Regions from separate parts of the Mus musculus genome. Here all the other regions are linked to region 1. A link is a loop called in an ENCODE intact Hi-C map of the cell type or tissue named here. Cell type or tissue: heart. All regions are shown on one strand. Links, peaks and the distances in the headings refer to the core of each region. The heading gives the core; the rest is flanking DNA.

Evidence for each region. A loop is a pair of places that touch in the nucleus more often than their neighbours do. Peaks named below come from ENCODE experiments on the same cell type or tissue, not always from the same donor. Only the 100,000 strongest peaks of a DNase experiment are listed, where the experiment ranks them.
Region 2: a loop joins it to region 1, with 5 times the contacts of the local background. A loop is called at or near these places in 3 of 42 quality-filtered maps.
Region 3: it touches region 1 in a loop (7-fold over the local background); 17 of 42 quality-filtered maps call a loop at or near these places.

What each region holds. Positions count from the first base shown.
Region 1 is chr9:13,228,899-13,234,814 of GRCm38, forward strand. No RefSeq gene overlaps it. Among named protein-coding and RNA genes, the nearest start is that of Jrkl, 14 kb to the right of the region's middle. In heart, for the core only: a CTCF peak has its summit at 2,830 (motif pointing right); no DNase peak of the experiment used is centred there.
Region 2 is chr9:14,497,106-14,503,021 of GRCm38, forward strand. It overlaps Kdm4d (lysine (K)-specific demethylase 4D), which reads right to left and starts at 3,377. Exons shown (of 2, transcript NM_173433.2): 1 at 3,003-3,377. It overlaps Cwc15 (CWC15 spliceosome-associated protein), which reads left to right and starts at 3,514. Exons shown (of 7, transcript NM_023153.3): 1 at 3,514-3,676; 2 at 4,811-4,949; 3 at 5,709-5,821. The coding sequence starts at 4,819. In heart, for the core only: no CTCF peak of the experiment used is centred there; a DNase peak (open chromatin) is centred at 3,466; H3K4me3 peaks cover 2,188 bases; H3K27ac peaks cover 1,242 bases.
Region 3 is chr9:13,650,137-13,656,052 of GRCm38, forward strand. All of the region lies in intron 2 of Maml2 (mastermind like transcriptional coactivator 2), which reads left to right. Among named protein-coding and RNA genes, the nearest start is that of Gm51666, 43 kb to the left of the region's middle. In heart, for the core only: a CTCF peak has its summit at 3,051 (motif pointing left); no DNase peak of the experiment used is centred there; H3K27ac peaks cover 365 bases.

The DNA.
Region 1 (5,916 bases), core at 670-5,669:
ATCAGTGGATCATCTAGAGCTGCTGATGCCCTCAAACACTGAGCTAGTCTTTTAGCCTAGCTTTCTAGGAAGTGTTTCTAAATTTGGTCAGAACCCTCTGAGCAGCATAAATATGCACTGGTGCCTTATGAATATTAGGCCAGATAGATCTGATTTTCTGTAGAAGTACAAGTGAGATTACAGCTCTTTCTGGTCTCTACCAAAACTGGCAGAGATTTTGATTAACTCTTTTTCTTCTAAGGCACACTCTCACCAAGTAGAATCAAGTGTACAATCCTCCTGCCTCAGATTCTCACATGCTAGAATTATCAGTGTGTATAAACTCACTCAACTAGTTAATTCTCTTCATCACCATTTAGGTCTGTCTCTGCCCTATCATATATGCACACCAGCATTTCAATTCTAAACATCCCTAAATCATCTATAAGAGATTTTTTTATACATGTACTCCTATTCCTTTTCATGGTTTAGTTTGGTTTTCTTGTTTAGGAGATTTGGTTTTGTTTTGGTTTTTAAATATGTACTCTTTTTATTGTAATAATTTTCCCCCTTGTATTAAAAATGGATCATTTTCTTATAGAACATATCCTAGTTACAGTTTCCCTTCCTTCTACATCTCCCAGTGCCTCCCCACCTCCCCTCTCATCCAGATCCCCTTCCATTCTCTCACTAGAAAAGAACAGGCTTCTAAAAGATAGCAACAAAACATAATTTAAAAAAAGATATAATAAGTTAAAACAAAAAAAAACACATCAATATTAGAAATGGCAAAACAACAAAAGCAAAAGAGCCCCAAGAGTAGGCACAAGAATCAGAAACCCACTCTTTCATACACTCAGGAGTCCCAGAAAAACACTAAACTGAAAACCAAAATACGTACACAGGGGACCTGATACAGACTGGTGCTTGCTGATTCCGTCTTTGTGAGTTCCTATGAATTTTGCTCAATTGATTCAGAAGCTCTTGTTTACCAGATATCTTCTGGCCCCTCTAGCTCTTACACTCTTCCTGTCTCCTCCTCCTAAGGGTCACATTAGCTCTGAGAGGAGAGATATGGTAGGAACATCCCATTTAGAGCTGTGTGTTCCAAGGTCCCTCTACTGTGTGTGTGAGAGAGGGGGTGGAGTGGGGAGAGAGACAGAGAGACAAAGACAGTCAGTCAGACAGTCAGACAGACAGACAGACAGACAGAGTAATATCTGGCTGTATCTCTGTATTTGTTACCATAGCAGAGTGTCATTAAGAGTCACTTTATCATGAGCTTTGGTTGTTGTTTGGTTTTATGACAGTAGGATTTAGTTTTACCCTAGGTCTCTGGGCTATCTAGTGTCTGGTTTTTGGTCACCCATGCAGTGTCAGGTATAAAATCCATCACATGGAGTGGGTCTTGAATCAAATCAGATATTGGTTGGTTATTCCTAGAAGTTTTGTGTCACTATTGCCCCAGCATATTTTTCAGAAAGGATAGATTGTAGACCAAGTATTTTATGGCTAGGTTGGTATTTGTGTTTTATCTTTTGGTAGCCTGCAGAATTGGGTAGGTACTCCTTATTAGAAAATAGGAACTATATTTTCATGTTTAAAGGGGGAAAAGGCTGCCTGTCTTTGAAGAAAGTTATGAAACCTAAGTAGGTGAAGTACTGGAAATATAACTGCAGGTGTTGGAGTTTTTCAGTATCTGTGCCCACAGTTTATGGCAAGTTTCCCAATGAAGTGGAACCTCCTGGTTTTATGACCTGTTTCTAGAAAAAAACTCAGCATTGCCAGTTTAACAAAACAAAGGAAGCAGAAAAAATACATCGAACAGAGACTCCCCTGGTGTTGACTTTCTTCCAGGGGTCAGGGCAGGGGTCACGAGACTGGAAACGGGGCAGCATTGGAATGCCAGAGCACCATTGTTCCTCTGACTGGAGTCATGTAGCCTTAACTGGCTACTGTAATCTGCTCTTTGCTGTGGGGTTTCTGGACAGTCTTCTCTTTCTGCTGCTCCTCTTCATTGTTTACGTTTCCTGCAGGTGTGAGCTACATGTTGAATACATCCCTCCAGACCACTATCCTTACTTTGTTCGATCCTCCCCACTGTCCCTTTCTCCCTCCAGATGGTTCCACTGAACATCTATGCATAAATTAAGTATATGCATGTATTAAATGCATACACTATGTCAAAGTCACCCAAACAGCACCTTATTTTTAGTATAACTTCTGTATGTACACATACACCTCAACCTTGAGTTTAGTCACTTGGTGCCTAGGGGCTGGGGATGCTTGTTTTACTTACTTGGTGACAAAGCTCGGGCAGCTCACAAAGCAAAGCTTCATATGGTAAAGAAACAAACCAATGGCTTAAAATCATAAGAAATATGGAACAAAGAGCACATTTGCATTCTTAAGAAATTGTCCTTTAGAGCTCTTATACCCCACCTAGACAGTCAGAAAAAGCTCAGAGTGACAGGGTTGCCAACGTTAGCAATGGTTAGATGGTAACTCATGTCTATGCTTTTAATTGTATGGAAAAGTGCAAAGAGTGACAGAGAGGGTCTAATTTACAGAATGAGCCTTGGACTTCAAATATACATTTGAGGAAAAGCAAGTGCAAATATCATTCATCTTTGAGTCCTCTACTAAGCTAAATATCACACGGGCTCCTTTCTAATGGAACTCCCGTGCAAGAACTTCAACACAAATTTTACATGCAATGTGTTAAGAAACTGCAAGTTTAATTTGCTGAGTTACTGCATGCTTTTGTTCCCACAATCATTGTATTTTTACATTTAAATACAGCTCATTATTTTTTTTTTACGGCAGGCAATGTTCTAATCAACCACAAGATGGCAATCACAGTCCATTTACCATGCTTGGGAGCAGCTGCGTGGCTCTGGGTGGCTCAAAACCTCCAGAATTGTTATCTGGATTTTCTTTGTCAAAAATTAAGACTTCAAGATCACCCATGCTTCCAAATGAAGTTCAACTCAAAACTGTCAATAAGACAAAATTTCAACAAGAAACAGCAACAAAGATATCCATTTTTAAGCTTCTGTGATTTTCTGCAAGGTATGCACACTTGTCTTTTTTAGTGGGGGAAGGGACATTCAGGTATGTAATTGCAGGTCTTCTGTATGGGGATTCTGAGAGTCTCAACATCTGTCACTCCTACAAAGCTGTGTTTCCTTCACAAATACAGCCTAAGGAGTCGGAGGGTCCACTTATGCGTTCTAATTAACACTTCAATATCTCTATCCCTTCTGTTCTTTCTTTTTTTTTTTTTTCTTGTGCTACTTTTCCATACTGAAAAAAAAAAAAAAAACCCTAAAGAATATCACCTTTCACAGAAGATGTAAATTGCCTATAAAGACTTACTACTGCCTTCTTCAAGCATGTGATGTTCATTTTGGAATTCAGCACTCAAGGAGGTCTTACAAACATTAGAAATGACTGCTAAAATACAAAGAAAAAAATCCCATTTATTTTTCAACCGTTTCCTCCAGGGAGCTATGTTAAACTCCACAGGCTGTGTGCAAGCCACTATTTATTTAGTTCTTGATAGTGCATTGTTCTCCAGAAGTCATTGAGTTTTCTCATCCTCAGGCATCCCCAAAGAGGGCAAGGAGCTGGCGAAGCTTAGGTGTCAGTGGGGGAGAGGACTCACTGTCGTCTGCAGTTCTACCCCACTGCATAAGATACATGTTCTTATTGTTTCCATACATGGTCTGACTAGTTCCAGGTTTGTACTTTACTGACTATATCTTCCTATCGAAAGGGGGCTAGGATTTTGTCCTAGGGTTTCATTGCTGTGAAGAGACAATATGACCATAGTCAGTTTTATAACTGGGGCTGGCTTACAGCTTCAGAGATTCAGCCCATATCATCATGGTTGGAAGACTGCCATCTTCTTTCTATAAACTCATTTGATGTTATCAGAAATCTTCCTATATTCTCCCTTAAGGGACTTGCTTTTCTGACCCCACCTTTGGTTCTTTAGCACTTATCAAATTTATATACCAACCATGGTCTCACAGTACTGAGATGCTGATCTGTCTGCTGCTGGTGTCTTCAAAGTCAACTAAAGCCTACATGTTCATGCTGCATTTAGCAGGGACAGTTGTTGTCATAACTATAAAATAGTCCTCGAACTAATGTTCAGAATCCTAGTTACATGTGGGTTTAAAGTGTGTTAATACTATTCTGTTTTAATTATGTGAAAGAAAAATTGGTCTACAAAAGAAAAAATGAAAAGGCTTGTACATACTGGGGCAGGAAGAAATCAAACTCCCTTTGTTCATGAATGACATGGCAGGTTTAGTAGGAGATTTTAAAGAATCGATTAAAAAGTAACAACTATTAGAAGTTGTGCTTGATTTGGTAATAGTAGGCTTCAAGACACAAGTCAATATTCAAATTTTAATTATTTTCACATATTCCAGAAATGAGTGATTGGGGTTTAAATACAGAAACACACCACTTACAGTAGTACTAAAGAAAGAAAGACAATACCAGAAAATAAACCTGGGGGTTGGGAAATAGATCAGGAACAGCGTGTAGCACCATGGGCCCATCTGTTGCATCGTGAAAATAAAAATAAACCTAACAAACTATGTGCAAGACCATAGAGTACAAAGAACCACAATATAAAAATCCAAGGCTCTAAACAGAAGAGAGACGGGTAAGTAAAGTGCCCACTCTCCCCCAACTGGATATTGGGTCTCAGGATTTCAGCTGTGAGTTGTACACATTTCTATAATCCTGTAACCTCTGGGGAGGTTAGGGCAGGAAGACTGCTAGTGAAAGGGCACATAAGATGACAGAACATGACACCATCTCAAAGTAGGGAGCATGCAAAACTTACAGGCTAGGGTGTATATCCAGCTTTCTTGTTTCTTTATACAAAGCCCCGATTTAATGTTGTATCAAAGGAAGCCATTAGTCTCATTCCTATATTTTCTATTCTGATACCTTGCAAATTATCTTGTATTTCCCAAAGATGGCTGCATTAAGAAACCTGGGAATTAAAAAACAAAACAAAACAAAACAAAACAAAACATAGTTATCCTAGATCAAATCCTCTGCAAAGATCCATACTGATCATTCTTAAAAGACCTGGGAGTGATTCTGTGAGAATAATTGTTCTTGATTTCAAAAAGTGCTAATGACTGACCAAAACATTTACTTTCCTTTATTATTTTGTATGAACCTGTCCATGCAAAGCAGCTGACTGGTTGGGGAGGTATCCCACCGTTCGGCCCATTCCTAGCCCAGTATCTATCCCACATGGATAGATTGGTAGATATCCCACTGGATTCTACCAATACATAGCTGCTGAGGAAAGGAAGGCACAAGAGCAAGGCCTGGGGAATTGCCTAGTATATGTAAGATCTTAGTTTAATCCTCATTTCTGGGAAAAAGAAGCTACTGTGTATTTATCATATCCTCTTTCACTATGTGCTAACTTCACATAAAGAAACCTAATGGCTTAGAAGATGCAAAAATCACAAGGTAAAACAGTATGAATTAAGATTCGTGGTGGCGCACGCCTTTAATCCCAGCCTGAGTTCGAGGCCAGCCTGGTCTACAGAGTGAGTTCCAGGACAGTCGGGGCTATACAGAGAAACCCTGTCTCGGACGAAAAAAAAAAAAAAAACAAAAAACTTCACTTAAAAACTCACATTCTAGCCAAGACTTACAAGAAAAGAAGAAGAAGAAGAAGAAGAAGAAGAAGAAGAAGAAGAAGAAGAAGAAGAAGAAGAAGAAGAAAAGAAAGAGAAGAAGGGGAAGAACTGTGCTAAGCTTCTAGCATGTTTGTTTCACTACAAGTTGCAGAAACCAAGGAATTAGCATCGTGAAGGGCAATACTACCATGACAAAAACCTATTATTAGCAAGCACAAAATTAGCAGAAATAGACACCCCAGAAATAACCACC
Region 2 (5,916 bases), core at 488-5,487, 1.3 Mb after region 1:
CATATAACATCTTACCAAACTATACACTACTTTTGCTATGTTAAAAATGAAGGTGCATATAAAGCTGGTGTGATCTATAAGAGGATAAGAAAGAGCATGTGTCACTAAGGCTTTGGGAATAGGACCCACATTACTAGGAATCATCTCTAGTGACACATGGGAAATTAAGGTCAAAGCAACCTGACAGATAAGCCAAGCAAGAAATCCTTGTAAAGGGGATTCTATTTTCCAAAATTCAAAGACCATCTACTATAGGAATGGGGAGATGGTTCTGTTGAAGTGCTTGCTGTACAAGCAGAGGACTCAAGTTTTGACCCTAACAAAAGCTAGGTGTGGCAGAGAGCATCTGTCACATCCCAGGGATGGAAAGGCAGGCTTCTGGGTAGTCAATCTAGCCTAACCCAATAGACTGAGGTTTAGTGAGAGATTGTTTCCAACACTAAGGTAAAGAACCAAGGAAAACCCCAACATGACCTCTTGCCTCCATGTGCACACGCACCAACAGCTCACACACAAGGTCGTCTACAGGAAGATGGGGAGGGAAAAGGCTGATCCGAGAAGGAAAGGAGATGGCTAATTCTGCCAAATTGACTGGACCTAGAGTCAAGTAAGAGGTAAACTGACAGGACTACCTGTGAGGAATTTTCTTGATCAGATTATTTTATATTAATATTATATATTAAATACGAATAGCAGCTTCTGGTGGCAGCCAGATAAAAGGCAGCCCAAGGGAAAAGTCTGGGGTTTGCCTGCTTGTCTTCCACAGCACTGTCCAGTTCATCCCCCCTATTCTCAGGTTGCTGTCTAGTTAATCCACCCTGCTGCTACCATTTTTTTGTTATTGTTGATATCAGAATTCAGATTCTTCAGACTTCCAATGTGGAATGAAGACCAGTGGCTCTCAAGGAATGAATCCTCCAGGCACCAGAATGGGACAGTCTTAAACTGCGGAGACATGTAGTCTTGTGGACTGTGTGGCTTCTGAGTTCTCAATCATTCCAGAGTCAACATCTGTACTGTACCATGTACACCAATCCAGTAAATCCAGTCTACTCTTTATTCACTGTCAGCTCTGTTCCTCTGCGAACCTTAGCTAATACAGACATCTCCCCAACTTCATTTCTTTGTCTTAAGTGCTTTCACTGTTTAAGTCAAAAGCTTTATGGTATCATTTTATTATTTACAGGTACTTAAAAGTTAGGGGTTTTTTTATTTGTTTGTTTTGTTTTGCCTGTCTCATTAACACTTCCAGACTATTTTAATCAAATGCTTTTACTTTTGTGAACTAACTTTTTAATGCTAAACTGTAATGGCATCATCAAGTGTTAATTAATTAATAATTCAAAGTCAAATGGACTGTGGTGACTTATTGAGTTGATAAAGTCAGCTGGAATATAAAAAGTAAGCATTTCCTGTCACCATCTTGCCACTGCAATTTCATTCCTGTATTTATAACATGTTAGTCATTCACTTAACTAGTATTTACTCAAGCTCTGTCATGTATGGTGTACTGCTCTATATGTAGAGGCCACTAGTGAAGAGAGGCAGGGTTCCTGCTTTACTGGAATTTAGGTTCTAAGGTTAGTCAGACCGTAATAGTATTAGTAACAGCCAAATCTGACTCAACAAAGTCACTTGCTGAGATAGTTCTAAGCACTTTACAAAGTGATGTAATTACCATGGTAACAATAAAAATAAATCACCCTTACTTTTTGCACAAGGGATGGAAGATAGGAGAGGAAAGATAATTTGCCCAACTGTGCATAGCTAAGGAGGGCAGAACTGGGGTTAGAACCAAGAGAGCCTCATAGAAAATAGATACTTAGTCTCAATACTTTGCCTCTGACCACAAAGAAAAAAAGTGCATGAGGTAATATAAACAAAGAGTAAACCCAACTAGAGTTCAGCATTATGGAAATATAGAACTGGGTGCCATAAAGACACTTTTGCAAGGGAGGAAGTGGGGACCAGTAGAGATGTCAGGGGAAACCTCACAGAGGAAGCAGCACTAAGCTATGCCCTGAAGAACCGAGTTACAGGTGTCTTGGAGGCAGAGGTGAAGAACACAGTCCCAAGTCTTTAAAAACAGATGAATGCATGCCTGAACTTAAGTTGAAAGCCAGCCTGGGCTGCACTGTAAGAGCTTGGCTCAAAACTCAAATGAAACAATGGAATCCTGCCTTGTTGAAAGAAACAGAAATGTCCAGTTGAGTGTATCTTGAGTGTGGTGTGCCTGTGACTAAAGGCAGGCAGGAGGCAGACTGTGTAAGTAAAAGCAAGAGGCTGTTTTATCCTAAGTGTCAAAACCACTACCTGGTAATCTGAAAAAATCACTCTGTTTGTGCAAAACTAGGAAAGTCCCTATGAAAGCAATTACAAATCAAGAGGAAATGACAGTGGCCTGAAGGAGTGTGGTGACAAGCAAAGGAACTTCAGGGTAATTTTCACAATACTGGACAAGAGTGGCAGGTGAACAGGATGTGACGAGGGAAGGAAGAGGGTCTCCATCTTTGGGTTTGAGTCACTAATGTGAAAGCGGTGTCCTTTGTGTGAGGCTCAGGGCAAAAATATGAAGCTTTCACCTTCTACTTGGGGAGCGGGCACATTCGGGAGGGAGTGGGTTCTTTTCTAATTCTCTTTCTTCATTTAAAAGTTCCAAAGGAAGGACAGAAAAGAACGGAAATGTTCAATTTTAGGAGACCCTTCCACTTGAGATAAACTGGAGAACAGAATCCTCTTTACCGAGCATCGGCCGTCCCCAAGATCTCAATGATGGGGCACAAGACAACGTTGGCGAAGCCATCTTAATCCCATCTCGTGCTCCTCCTGGCAGTTAGGCCCACTGCTCCATAAATTGTCACTATCGTAAACGCTCACAAGCATCTCCCCTCACGCTACAACGCTTAATGCATATAGCTATATATCTATATATTTATATATCTTAACAAGCAATGCGACTATAACCCTTGCCTTCAAGGCTAGTGGTTTCGCAGGAATGGTACCTTTGGAAAGCTCGTGGCTGCCCCCGTACTTATTTGCGCCTTCTTCATATCCACTTAAGTGACAACTCTAGTCCCTAGGCTGCGGGGTCTACTGAGGAGCAGGAGCCGTTGGGTCGGTCAGTTGGCAAGCTCTCCTCACATCTCTCTTGCGAGACGCGGACCGGCTCCTGGCGCCTCCGTCCTCGCAGAACCGCAGCGAACGAGTCTGGGAGGGGGTCGGGAAAGGAAAAGACGCAAGAGAGATTAAGTAATTGGTTCGCAAAGGAAAAAAGATGATATTTGGGGTCGACTATGAAGCACCGGTTTCAAACGCCCGCCCCCTAAGCTGCCTTGGCTCCGCCCCTAGGCAACGTCATTCCATCTTTTTCCCGTGTCTTTGCTGATTGGTCACTGCGTCAGCCTGTGAGAGACGGTTTAAAAAAAAAAAAAAAAAAAACACACACACAACTCCGGAATTGCTTCCGGGTGTGGAGTTCGCATCTTCTCCACAGCCATTGGAAGTGCGAAGGTTTTGCTTCCGGGTCTCAACCGAGCCCCTGGTGTAAAAACTGGAAGCTCTGCATTTTGTTTCCGGTCTTGGGCCTGGCGCCCCCGGCGCCGAGATTTCTGGGAGCTAAGGGTCGCATTGGTTCATGAGTGAGTTTCGGAAGGTGCTGCGTAGGACCCCCGCCAGAGTGAGCAGCCGGGCATGGTGGTTTGTGGTTCTTGTGTGGGTGGCACCGGGGAGCCGAGTCGCCGCCGCAGCCCGTGACGATCGTACAGGCCGCGGTGCAGGGATGGTGGTCCGGAGCTGAAGCCGAGCCCGGGGCGGTCACCGGTGCAGCGCCTCAGACACTGAGAAAAGCAAAGGAGGGTGGGATGGGGAGAAACTCCCACTTCACACACGATCTGTGTGAGCAGCTGCTTAAGCTAACGGAGATTTAGTAGCCCTGCAGTTAGGCTGCAATTCTTATTTGACAGCTAAAAATGGCAAAGGTTCTCTTGTAGCCTAGGCTAGCTTCGAACTCCCGATTCTTTTGCTTTCACCTCCCAAGCTCTGGAATCACAGGAGTACCCCCATCATACCCAGTTCAGGATGGGTTCTTGATACTTGGTTGGGTGGAGTTCCGATTTTCTGAGCATCGCGGAAGTTACAGCCTTGATAAATGTTGTGGTAACTGCTTTAGAAGAAAATTGAGTCAACAAGATTCTGGGGTAATGGTTGCCCATGTAAATGTCACTGGGGACTTTAAACAAATTTTAACATAATAAGTTTGACTGTGACTTTAAAAGAAATTTGTTTTTTATTGGGTTCTTTGCTGTAGTGTGAGGTTTCTGGTAGAACAGCAAATCTTGGCCGGACAGTTACATTGTGAGATCCTATAATTAAAAAAAAAAAAAAAAAAGAATAAATTTTTTTTAAAAAAGAATAAAATAAAATCTCAGAGAAGCTAGTGCTAGTGGGATAACATTTTTTTAAGTCATTTATTTTAAAAGCTACACTACACTGTTGTGCAAGATCTGACATCATGTATGGGAATCTCATAATACTATAGAAATGTCGGCATTCCACAAATGACAGAAACGAGCTAGAAGACTTGCCCAGGGCTACCCAGCCAGAACAGAAGCACTAACTCAGATCTTCATAGTAGTTATTTATACTGAATAAGAGTTGCCTAGTAAACACCCTGAGTTTCATAATTCGGATTTTTAGGAACTTGTGTTGAAGCAAACTAAGCAATTTTGGGGAGTTTGAGAAGGATTTAAGAATAGATATTTTTGAGTTATCTGTAAAATGAAAGTATAACTTAAATTCACTTTTGCCGAAGACTAAAAGATGACAACAGCAGCCAGGCCAACTTTTGAACCTGCAAGAGGTGGGAGAGGAAAAGGAGAAGGGGATTTGAGCCAGCTCTCCAAGCAGTATTCAAGCAGAGATCTTCCCTCTCATACAAAGATAAAGTACAGGTAAGAAGGCCTTCATTTGTCTTGTTCACAGAATGGGACCAAGCCTCTCTCTATATATATGTATGTATATATATGACTTATGGTCATGTCTAAATTATAGTATTTAGGTTACTGATCTCCAAAGAGAAGTATTTCAAAAAAGTTTACAATAAAATTACGCCCTACAGGTAAAGTTGCTAGACAGTCTTCCAGCATAAGTTCCTTTGAACCAGGAATTGCTATGTGTAGATGAAGCACTCATTAGTCATGATAATCACATCAGAGAAGACGGAGCTGTAGTGAATATGGAAGTGTTGCTCTAACAGCCCTTGAATTGGTGGACTGTTTTAAAAAGCCGAAGACATGGGTTAGAGAGATTTCTCAGCAGTTAAGAGCACTGCTCTTCCAGAGGTCCAGAGTTCAATTCCTAGCAACCAGATGGTGGCTCACAACCATCGGAGGGGTCTGATGTCCTCTTCTGGTGTGTCTAAAGAGAGCAATGGTGTAGTCATATACATAAAATAAATAAATCTTTTTTTTTAAAAGCCAAAGACATTCTGTTGTAGGCAATTGTGTGCTTTAGTTTGTTGTTCTAGTGATAAGGAACACTACGAGTGTATTAACCCTCAGATTGGGATATTGTCTTATCTTCTTCCTTTTTGTTGTTGACAGACAGTTACATTCTGGATTGTCTTAAATTGTTGAAGCTATATAGGTTCTTTTCCTTGACAAGTGAGGCCAACATTTTTGACGTGTTTTGTTTTGTTTTTCCTACTTAAGACAAACCACACAGGATGCCCCTGAAGAGGTTCGAAACCGTGACTTCAGGAGAGAACTGGAAGAGAGAGAGAGAGCTGCTGCAAGGGACAAAAACAGGGACCGCCCAACTCGAGGTACCCGTACTGTCCGTCATGTCTGTCTCAGTTGTGTGCAGAAACTGTGTGTATCCTGGTAATTGGAAATAAGTAGCATTTTTGTGAGCTGTATC
Region 3 (5,916 bases), core at 488-5,487, 420 kb after region 1:
CCACAGGCCATCCTCTGCAACATATGGGACTGAAGCCTTGAGTCCATCTTTGTGTGCTCTTTGGTTGGTGGTTGAGTCCCTGAGAGCTCTGGGGTACTGGCTTTTGCATTTAGAAGATAAGGAAGAGGCATGTTTGCTGTGACCATGGATGGGAAGCTGTTCAAAAATACTAGCTAAGAGCAACTGTAAAGCTGGTGTGCTCTGTTCAAGAGTCTTCAGGAGCACTGACAGTCATGCTGCTAGCTTTTCGAGGAGAAAGGACATCTAGTTCTGTTTGCTGCACTGAGATGAGGGCTCGACCCTCCGAGGTCATTGGCCTAAAGGTAGAAACACAGATAGAGGTTTGGATGAATGAGTGAGTGTACAGCAAACTGAATAGACTGGTGGTAGAAAGAGGAATGTATGGTAACAAGGTCATTTTGACTTATGTTGCATTCAGAAGGTATCTAAGGTCCTGAATCAGGATGTCACTCCTAGAGTGTTAGCTTCAAAAAAAATCCTTTAATTCATTTATAGGTGAGGGCTTATAGGTACAGTGCGTGTCTGGCATGTGTGGGCCAGCATCACATAAACAAGGCTTGTTAACCTGCAACCCCAGCACTTGGGAGGTGGAGGCAGGGGGATTAGAAGGTCAAGATAATCCTCAGTGACATAGGAAGTTTAAAGCCTGCCTGGGCTACATGAGACCCTATCTCAAAAGCAAACTCACAAATTTGAGAGGTGGAAAAACAGAAAAATTCAGGACAGTAGAGAGATGCTGAAAGCAGAGTAATTATGGGCATGTATCTGAATTGGGCATGCAAAATATAAAATAAAATAAGGATCACAGTCTAGCATCATCCCACCACCTGGGTTATCTCTGCCAATCTTACACCAGTGAGATTCATTTCTCTCACATGTAAACTGAAGGGTAACTTTAGTTGGTTCTGTAATGTCCCTCCCAGTCCCAACAGACTACGGGTGTCTAATAGAATGATCCCATTTCTCTGCTGTATCTGGTACACAATGGCATGCTGAAGATGTAGATGCACACACCAAATGGCATACTTCATCTCCAGCACACTTGCTAGGGCAGGGCAGGGCTCTCTGAGAGCACTGCAGGGGAAGTGGCTTGTCCATGGTATCCAGTCCTTTTATGGAATGGGAAGCTTTGTGCCTCCCACGTGTAGGTCTCAGCAGATTGTGAATGGATGGTAGCCTACACATATGCAAATGAGAACTGGAAAATAATTAAATCTGAGGGGAGAATAAAGTAGACTTGTGAATAAACAAAGGAAATGTGTGTCTCCAGAAGCCAAGAGGTCAAAGATACATTCTACAGGTTCTGTACACACTCAGCCTTAAGTTCAAATGTTCTAAGTCCACACTTCTGAGGAAATATATTGTGTGTTTGACTGTGACTGAGGCAGGAGATGTCAGGCAACTCAAAATTCCAGTCTTAGAAATATCCTTGGAGCTGGGCGGTGGTGGTGCATGCCTTTAATCCCAGCATTCGGGAGGCAGAGGCAGGTGGATTTCTGAGTTTGAGGCCAGCCTGGTCTACAAAGTGAGTTCCAGGACAGCCAGGGCTATACAGAGAAACCCTATCTCGAAAAACAAAAACAAACAAACAAACAACAAAAAAAGAAATATCCTTGGACCCTGCTGCGTGTAAAAAAGGAAGTGGTCAAAGTGCACATGATTCTCAAGCGTTAACATTATTAACGTTTAAGACAAAATGTATTTCCTTTCTGGGGCTTTGACTTCCAAACCAGAGCTTCTATTGTATTCTTAGAAAACAACCATCCAAATGAGAGGCTCAAAGGATTCCGAGATAGTTTCATGTGCAGTGCCTTCCCCACGGTTCCATTTTGATGGGCCAGCACTGGTCCCCACTTCTCCAAGCCTCTACCACCCAGTCTTCAGACTCTCACTTATGTGTGAATGTGAGGAGGGAGCTTCATCATAACCATGTGGAAAACACAGCAATCATTTGCTCCCACCCTCTTATGTGACCAGAATGGAAACTTTATGTCCAGGGTGAGAAAGTGATTCATAGAAAGTCACACAGCAAGCCGCACATTCTCTCCATTTCTAAGCCCTCTCTCTCCTCAAAGGCACACTGATCTCTGACAATACAAAACACGGGTACCAGAGTGTTAAACAAAGAAGCTCTAATGCGGTTCCTTTTTCCCTTTTTCAAATGAGCCGGTTTCACCTTTTCACTTTGAGGCCTTTGTCTTGTCAGCATCTTTCAGGGAGATGACTTACGGCACAAAGATGCGACTTTGCATTGTCTTAGCAGAAGCAATCCTTTCAGTGTAAGCCTGCATTTCCTTTGGAGGTTGACTCCAATTCACAGAATACAGCCTGAGAATTGATGTTTACTAAGTTGGCTGTTTAAATCATGTTCAGCGCTTGGTTGCACAGGCTGTTCCTTTGTCTCTGTCTCTGCTGCACTCGCCTTCCTCTTTGTGCTTGACACAAAAGGATGGGGCCCCTGGCTCATCTGGATAGGGATCAGTGTGTTCATGTGTAAGCTTTTCAAAGCTATGGAGCAAAGGTGTCGTGAAACATTAGAAGTCATTCAATCACATTCCGTATCCGTCTCCTCACATCCGTGAGAAGGCATCTGTCATGGGGCTGTGTCCTTGCTTCTTGGAGGAGCTGGCTCCGATTTGAAAATGTTATACTGTGCTGCCTTTGCCTGTCTCTCTTTGGTGGGAGGTTTGAGATTAGCACACACACCCACCACTCTGACACTAAGATTGCTCTCTTATCTCACTTAGTAAAATAACTGAAACTGATAGTTGTCCGTTTGGGAGATTCATCAGGATTTATTCTAATTCTATTTCCCTTACAAATTACTGAGGTCTACAGGTATGGACAGAGAATAGCTCTCACCATGCAGTAGCTGTATTTTCTACCCTCAGTGTTCCAGAAGCCCTTTCTTGGTAGTGAGTGGAGAAGTCGATGAAGAGAGAGGCTTCTATGTGTCTATTCCCTGCTTGCCATACTATGGAAATGGAATTTTTGAGTTTTGGAGCAGATGCCATCTGCTGGATATTCAAGATACTACAACACAAATTTATAGGGCCAGAAAACACAATGAACAGCCTGATAGCTAAATTAAGTAAACTCTACTTCCATGGCCCCAGGTAGATTGGAAACTCTCTAACCGTAAAGTGTCAATATTTGAACTTTATTTTTCGGATTAGAATCAATCTTGTCTTTGCTATCTGTGCTCAGTGTTAGATCCCAGAATTTGTCATTTAGTTTGAAGGCATGGGAACACAGGTAAAATTCCTGCTCCTGTTTCAAGAAGGAATAAATCCACAAAGATGCACTCAAAGGCTTCTAAAATTAAAGCTAGGGGCAATGTAAAAAAATAGAGAGAGCGAATGTGGGGAGGGGGAATGGGCTTCTGTGGGCATAAAGGGCAAACATAAAAGTGAAACAATGTGTAAAACATCAATACAGGCTAAGCAGAGGTTCCTTCCTCTGAGACTTGAACTCCATTTTCTCCACACTGCTCCTGTTAGGGAACTATATGATAAAGCCTTTGTAGATCTGTCTTAGAATTTTCTATTATAGTCATATTGGCTGGAATACCTGTTAAGCCTGGCCCCGCCTTGGGTTTCCTTAGCTGGTTGAATAAATCATTTCACGTTTTGGAGACTCAATCTTCCCACTTGTTAGACATGAAGATAAATGTTACTGTCTGAATGTAAACTGCTAAAAATGTAATTTAAAAAAAGAAAACAGAGCCAGGAAAAAATGTTTAACTGGTAAGGACCCGAGCTAGAACCCACAGGAAAAGCTAGGCATGGTGGCATACTCTTAGGATGCCAGGGCTACAGAGGCAGAGACAGATGGATCTCTAGTCAGCCAGGTTCACCAGATCAGGAAACTCCAGGTTCACAGAGCAAAACAGTCACACTCAGGAACACACACACACACACACACACACACGTGAATTTTAAATATCAGACACTAATTATTTGTCTTTCCTGGGCAGCATCCCTCTAACATATACCTGAGTTGAGTTACAGCTTAGAATTAGATTTGAGCAGGATGGTATTTCTCCATGTTCAGAAGAATGGCCTGAAAAAAATGAAGTGAGGAACTATGGCCTGCATCTGGCTACAAAGGCTCATGGGGTGGGTGAATCTGTCACAGGGAAATGTTGGGAGACCTACGTGTTGCTACTATAGTTCCTTTTTAAAAGGGACCTTATGATAGGATATAAAATTGTAAAATCAACACCATACATTTCTTCTGTGAGGAGACCTTAAAAGCAGGGCACCAAGCTCTGTCTCTGCTTCCACTTTAAAAACACACATGTATGCCCAAAAGGAGGCAAGGAGTTAACAAAATGCAGACAGATGCAGAAGGGAAGGGAAGATGCCCACAAGCACACTGATGGCCTATCCACGTGACTTACGCTGTGTCACTGCTAATGAAGATGCTCCCTTTACTTCCATTCTGGTTATAAACGGAGGCACATTACATAACTGCCCCTGTGATGTAATAGGAGCCTAGGTACACAGAAAAACTTCTAGCTCATCCTCTGCCATGTTGGCCCTGCCTCCATCCCTCTAGCACCCTCTATTTCCAGACACACACACACACACACACACACACACACTGCCCAGCCCCAAAGGACATACTGCTGCTGATTATTTATAATAACTCTCTCTGCTCTTGGCAGAACATACAACAGCTGGTGGTCTATTCTTTGCCACAGAGACCAACCTGCCTCTGCCCTGGAAGATGGCAAGAGTCAAGCAGAGCGATTTATAATTGTGTCCCAGCACCTCAATTTTGTATTATGTTTATTTATATCGTTTCTTTTTCTGAGATAATCAGCATTCCTCTTTGGGAGGATTCTCATTGGAGAAGCCTCTAGTATAGCCATCCGTGGTTTTCTTCATTGAGTAAGACATCTTAGAACTCCAAGCTAGAGGAAGTGGTGACCAATTCTTTTATGAGAGTTTTAGAATCAACGTTCTACGTTTTATTGAAAGGGTGAATATGTTGTGTCAGTTAAATGATAAATGACTTTGAGTATCTCATGGAATACATCTTGTCTTCATGGGTTTTCTGTGCTCACAACAGCACAGGACCTGCGTGACTAGGGTTCATCAGCTGGCCAGAATAGACAGTTATGTGGAGTTCTACTTTGCTCTGTCAGGAACCACCTTGTATTAGGTTAAGCTTCAAGTTCCATCCTAGGGAAAGCAGAGAAGAAAGCCATCTCATAAGACCTTTTAGCAAAGAGAGTCAAGTAGGCTCTGGAGCTACAGAGAGACCCAAGCAGCCATGGAAGTCAGTATGGTCAGCACCGCGGGTCTTGTAAGTGTTGGAAGACACTTAGAACATGGAAAATGCATCTAAGACCACACAGCCAGACAAGATTCTCACTATCAAAGTGATGTCATGCAAAGCAGCCTTCAGTTAGGCTGGCCACAGGTCAGAGCCATGGTCAGGAAAACTGGGAAAAGGCAGAGTGGGATGGTTGTACCTGAGGTTTTAGAGTATGGCAAACAGGAGACCCATTCCTGACCAGCTTGTTTATTTCTGTATGAGCATAGCTTGTTAAGTATAAATAATGGGGAATTTCAATTTCATGTGTAGAAAGAAATTCTTAACATCTGACACTGTCCATGTAGTGTGTACTTCTTGGTGGCGGGGGGGGGGGGTGGTATTCTAAGGCATGGAAAGTTTCCTAGTGTGTGCTGCCAAGTCTGTTGTGAGTATACCGATGACCCCAATCCTGGGCCTAGGTGATGCCTCTGGGACCTTTCTCTCGGCAGTCACTGAGAAGATGCTTCTGAGAGACACATAAAAACTGCACTGAATAATGAAGGGACTGAGAAGTCTTTCTGAGAGTTGGAGGTGGCTTGCTGCTGCTGTTGTTTTGTGGTACAGAGCATG